2 separate regions of the Homo sapiens genome follow, and region 2 is linked to region 1. Evidence: chromatin loops called from intact Hi-C (ENCODE). Cell type or tissue: heart right ventricle. All regions are shown on one strand. Each heading gives the region's core, and the rest is flanking DNA. Links, peaks and the distances in the headings are about the cores only.

Region 1 (2,927 bases), core at 170-2,669:
ATGTGTTGATATTATGATTTATGGGCATTATATGGATATAGGTACAAATATAACCTTTTCCCTCCCTCATCTTCTAAGGAGAAACCTTATTGGCACTACTTGGCTAGCCAGCCTTTGCTGTGCTTAGAGGGTAATAGGTAGAGATGCAGAATTGCAGAAGCCCAGGTAAACTAAATTAATCTCCATGTAAAAGGACATGGAGCCTCCCAGAGAAGAAAAAATGCAAGAGGTGGAGATGAGAGAGGCAAGAGAGATGAGTGAGAGAGTGAGGAAAACAGCACAAGATGCAGTTACAAAGAGGGAGCATCAAATTAGGTCCTGTGGGGAGATGCTAAAATAAAAAACCTTGCTTCTGCCCTTACTGAGCCCACCATCTCCTAAAGATGATGATCTTACATTAAGTAAGTCCCTATTATTCACAGAGGAAAGTATACAGTCATCTCTCCATTTGCCGGTTCCGCATCTGCAAATTCAAACCAACTATGGGTTGAAAATGTTTTTTAAAAATAACAAAACAACAATAAAAAATACTACAAATAAAAATACAGTACAACTATTTACATAGCATTTACATTTTATTAGGTGTTATAAGTAATCTAGAGATGATGTAAAAGTTATGTGCAAATACTGTGCCATTTTATATAAGGGACTTAGAGCATCCCTGAATTTTGGTATCTGCAGGGATCTTGGAACTAATCCCCAGTGGATACTGAGGGACAACTGTGTGTATTTTCACAAGGCTTTGTCGTTTCTCGGAGCTTTCACTGATGAATAAAATCTAGGTGATCTCAACTCAGGGGTAAAAGTCATTTTTGGCTGCTTTCTTTGTGGGTTTTTCTTACATAGAGCATGAAAGAAAAAACTCACCGAATCTATCCAAGTCTAGGATTAAATTATTTCTGTCTTTCGGGCTGAAGATGGATTTGATGCTGATGACTAAAGATAGCCAGTTGCCCCTTGTTACAGGTGGGTCCTCACAAATTTGGCCAGTAGAAAGCTGCAGTGGAGACACTGTTAAGACTGCAAGAATATCAGTTCCTCATGTCACAGTCAGCTGCTCTGGTCCATGCACCTCTGCCAACTTCCAGTGGCTAATAAGCTTTTGGCCCAGTGATGGAAGCAATGGTGCCAATGACAAATATAAACAAGGTCCTCTGCCAGGAGCAAAAGCTGAAATCTTTCTGGTAATTGCAGCCTGACATGTGCATGGCCCCAGGATCGTGTGCCATCTCCACCACAGTCATTTACTATCTGTCGTGGCTCCAGGGACCTCATACAACATAATGGCTGCCATGGACACCGCATTATCCTGAATATGCCAGGGCAAAATGACATCATTCTTTTTGTAACTCCCCAGAGTTGGGAATGAATGGATATTAGGAAGGACATCCACAGAGCTGGTCAGTCAAGAATGAAACCTATGCACCAAACTGAGAAAAGCTGTTGATAGAGGAATTTTAAAGAAGGAATAGGGAGAGGACTACTTCTCTGTTTTTAGCTGGAAGTTCTATCATGTACAAATGCTTTTGATCACTACTTACAGCATGTCCAGCAATGATGGCTTGAAAATGGGAGATTATTGTATGACAAGAAGTCCTATGCAGGAGGATTTTCTGGTTATAACAACTGCTCTATCATGCATCAAGGACATAGGTTATATATGTCTTTTCTGTCCTTCATTCTCAGTAAGTTGGATTTTAGTTTTTATTGTTTCATGGTATTATTTCAGGTATCATATTTAAGGTGGAGGCAAGAAGAATGGGAAAGAGGTGGTGCCAGCCATTCTGCCCCTTCTTTCAGGAAAGGAGAAACTTTTCCCATTACATTTCATGGACCAGAACTGGGTCATCTGATCACCCCCAGCTCTAAGGGAGGCTAGGAAAATGAGTGTCGTCTAAGAGCAAAAGGATTGACGTGACCAGTCACGGTTCATCTCCAAGGGCGGGCTGTTTGTTATCACAAACAAAATTAGGATTCCATTAACAAGAAGGGAAGGGAGTTATTGGGTAGACAACTCACAGTGTCTGTCACAAGCCCTTGCCATCCCAGACTTGCTGGCTTGTGAAGTGTGGTCTTCAGGTGGTGTGGGATGGAAACACAATGGGCTCCATCACTGTTTGCAGGTGTTCCCCTTGCTGTGCATGCCTTTCTCCCCCTCCTTTTCTCCTTTTCTCTTCTGAACTAACTTCTCCTTATACCCAGGGCTATGTTCCTAGTGAATTTCTGCTCATCCTCAGGCTTCTACTGAACTCATCTTCATGAGCATTTCCTGGCTCTACCTCTCAGTGTTAAGCAGGCCCATCTCTGGCCTCATGACAAACTGTGTTGGCATGTATCACACTGAATTGTAGCTGTCTGTTTTCTTATCTTTGCTCACCACTAGATTGGGCTCCTTGAGGAGTCTTATTCATATATGTCATATTCATGTTTATGTCCCCAAGACTGGGCACAGAGCCAGGCACGTAGTAGTCACTTAATAAACACCAACTGAATCAGTGAGAACCTCAGCGAGTTTTGCTGCATGCTATAATTCCTTAAGAAATAGTATTTCTGGATAAAACACACACAGAGAAAACTTCATTATTTGGGGATTGTGAAAGAACACACTTCTTAAGGAAGAGGTGCCCTGTCTCAAAGTGAAGATGCTTCTGCCTGGTGTTTCTACCTGTGTGTGCTGGCTTCCTGTATAGCCAGGCCCTTATTTACCCCAGCTCCATTTGTTTGCCTACCCCAGCTCCCCAAATGTAGAAGTGAGATCACCCTCCCTCATGGGCCATCTCTGGGAAGGCAGTGTTTCATTGGGAGAGCCTAAGCTTTGGAGATTTGACTCTGCCATTATCACATTCTACTAAAGAGCAACACAAGTTAGCCTGTTAACTAGCCTCATTAAACTTCAGTTTGCTCATTGGTGAAATATGACAATAACA
Region 2 (2,927 bases), core at 247-2,746, 710 kb after region 1:
CTGATTAGTATATATATATACACACACACACGTGTGTATATATACACACGCGTGTATATGTACACACACGTGTATAAACACACGTGTATATACACACACATATGTATATATATACACACACACCACACATATACATATATTTTTATATATATTAATATTATATATATATATATATATATATATATAAAGGATGGCTGGTTAAGGTGGCTCACACCTGTAATCCCAGGACTTTGGGAGGTTGAGGTGGGCAGATCACTTAAGGCTAGGAGTTTGACACCAGCCTGACCAACACGGCAAAACCCCATTTCTACTACAAATAGAAAAATTGGCCAGGCATGGTGGCATGTGCCTGTAGTCCTAGCTACTTGGGAGGCTGAGGTGGGAGAATCGCTTGAACCCAGGAGGTAGAGGTTGCAGTGAGCTGAGATCACGCCACCGCACTCCAGCTTGGGCAACAGAGCGAGACTCTGTCTGCAAATAAATAAATAAGGGGGACCTATATATGTCTGTATCTATTAATATATATCTACCTCCAAAATATTTACAAAGGGAAAAGTAATAGTTTTAAAGTGGAGAAGCCTGGTAAATAGTACCTTAAGAAAGTGATAAAAATGAACATCATCAGAAATGGGGCAAATTGAAATTGTGTACTATGTGATAGGATGCAACAATAACACAGAGTTGCATCCGTGGTATGTCTGCCAAAAAGCACAAACAGAATCTAATTACGTGGAAACAGAAATCCAAATGTAGGGGTGTTTTACAAAGTAACTACCCTATAATCTATAAAAATGTCCAGAGTCAAAAAAGTCAAGGAAAGACTGTGGAACTGTGTCAGAATGAATGAGACTAGAGCCACTACAACCTAAAGCAATACATGATTTTGAACTGAGATCCTTAAAAGGAATTAGGACAGCTAGTAAAATGATTGGTGTCTGAGGATTAGATAGTAGTAATATGTCAATGTTAACTTCCCAATTTTCATGTATTGTAGTTATACTGAAGCATTCTTTCTTCTTGGAAATACAAAAGTATTGGAGGGTGGTGCAGCATCATGACAGCGACTTATTCTCAAAAGGGAAAAATTTTATTTGTACAGTATTTACAACCCTTCTGTTAAGTCTGATTGTTTCAAAAATTTTTCTTTAAAAAGCAGAATGTAGAACACTAATCAGTAGATTCTTATTAGAGTTGATAAAGGAATTCAATGTGATATATAACTAAGAAAACATAATGTTAATCATGGTAAACTTTGTTCAATTCCTGTGTCCACTGTGCACATGTTCTTCAAAACTGTTTTGGTTTTGTTATTAATTTCCTTTGAAATTTTTCTCATGCAAGACTTTCAGAATCTTGTTTACACACATGCACACACACACATAATTGGGATAGCAAAATGTTCATAGATGCTGTAAAGTTGTGTGAATTCTATTTTTAAAATAAAAAAATGTACATATTACTATAAAAATAACTTCTCCCCCTTGTGGCAAAAATTGAAAATACATTCTACTGGAGAACTTAAGAGAGGCACTTAGGTATTATTCCTTATAAAATATTTTCACATAACTTCATGTGAATCCCCCATGTTATCCTCTAAATGGTACACAGTATTCACAAACAATATGCTTAGAGGTAGCTTCACAGTTTTCTTTACATCCAGCATTGTCCAGACTCTATTTGGATATTTTCTATAGCAAAAACCTAAAGGTTATTTATTTTTCTAAAAACAGGGACTCACTATGTTGCCCAGAGTGGTCTTGAACTCCTAGCTTCAAGTGTTCTTCCCACCTCAGCCTCCCAAGTAGCTGGGAAGCTGCAGACTTGATAAAAGTGCTACAATAAAAGGCCAGAGTTGAAAGGAACCAGTTACAGTATAAAGATTAAAATGATAGGCAGGCAAAGAGGGATGGCCTCACTTAGAGGCACCTGCCAATTTAAGATTACAGGGGCATCAGGAAGGCTTCTCACCTCTCAAAGTTTAATCTCAAAACTCTGGAAGTCCACCAATGGAGACTAATTCCTTTGTTAGTTCTATCCAAACTTCACTTAGTTTATTAACATAAAGATAACTGGAAGGGATACGACACTTTCTTCATTTAAGATTCCCAGTGGTGAAAACAAAGAAAGTCACTCATTGGAACTATAAATGAAACTTAGCTTTCTTATTCCAGGTTCCTACTTCCTTCCTTAACCCTCCATATTTCCTCCTATTAAGTCACTAGGCACTTATAATTCTACATTTTACTGACCTTTCACTGATTATAAAGTAATTTAAGTGATTTTTGAAAGTAAACTTAATTCCAGTTTCAGACTTTTAAATTAAAAGTGGCTCAGTTGGATACTGTCTCTTAAACACAGTAATATAAATATTAGTATCTTGGCTAAAATGAATTATTGACAATTTTAATACATGTTGCACAGTACATATTAATATAGAAAAATACATGTTATCAGCAGCATGATGTTGACCATGTTCTAATCCATTCCACCTGCTCAAATATTAGTGCAAATAATTATATATTTGTAATGCATCACTGCTGTCTAGCAAAATCTATGCCTTCTGAATAAATGACTTTCCTCTGAGGTTGACTGCTATGTGAAGTATGATGTGATATATTCCTATTTAAACTGGCTTTGTATGGTGAGGCAGACTGCAACCTTCTAAACCACTTAGAAAATGGGCGAGTGTGTTTAATTACTCATCTTTCCCCCCAAAAGTCGATAATCACAAAACAAAGGTTAATGGTACCTATCAAATAATAATGATAAAATACCTCGGGTCTAGTTCAAAAATAGGAATTTTGTTAAGCCCAGGGGCAGCCTAGCTGCTTTAATTTGGCAATTAAAATTTCTGTTCTCTAAATGTCAGGTTTCTGTCCCCTATACATTTGAACAGTTGTTTCCTCCCTAAATTTGTAAAGAGAAAT

The links. Hi-C counts contacts between places; a loop is a spot of excess contacts. Peaks named below come from ENCODE experiments on the same cell type or tissue, not always from the same donor. Only the 100,000 strongest peaks of a DNase experiment are listed, where the experiment ranks them.
Region 2: a loop joins it to region 1, with 8 times the contacts of the local background. A loop is called at or near these places in 18 of 110 quality-filtered maps.

What each region holds. Positions count from the first base shown.
Region 1 is chr14:56,493,241-56,496,167 of GRCh38, forward strand. No RefSeq gene overlaps it. Among named protein-coding and RNA genes, the nearest start is that of TMEM260, 85 kb to the right of the region's middle. In heart right ventricle, for the core only: no CTCF peak of the experiment used is centred there; a DNase peak (open chromatin) is centred at 1,116.
Region 2 is chr14:57,201,411-57,204,337 of GRCh38, forward strand. EXOC5 (exocyst complex component 5) reads right to left here. Exons shown (of 18, transcript NM_006544.4): 18 at 1-2,927. Among named protein-coding and RNA genes, the nearest start is that of EXOC5, 66 kb to the right of the region's middle. In heart right ventricle, for the core only: a CTCF peak has its summit at 1,498 (motif pointing left); no DNase peak of the experiment used is centred there.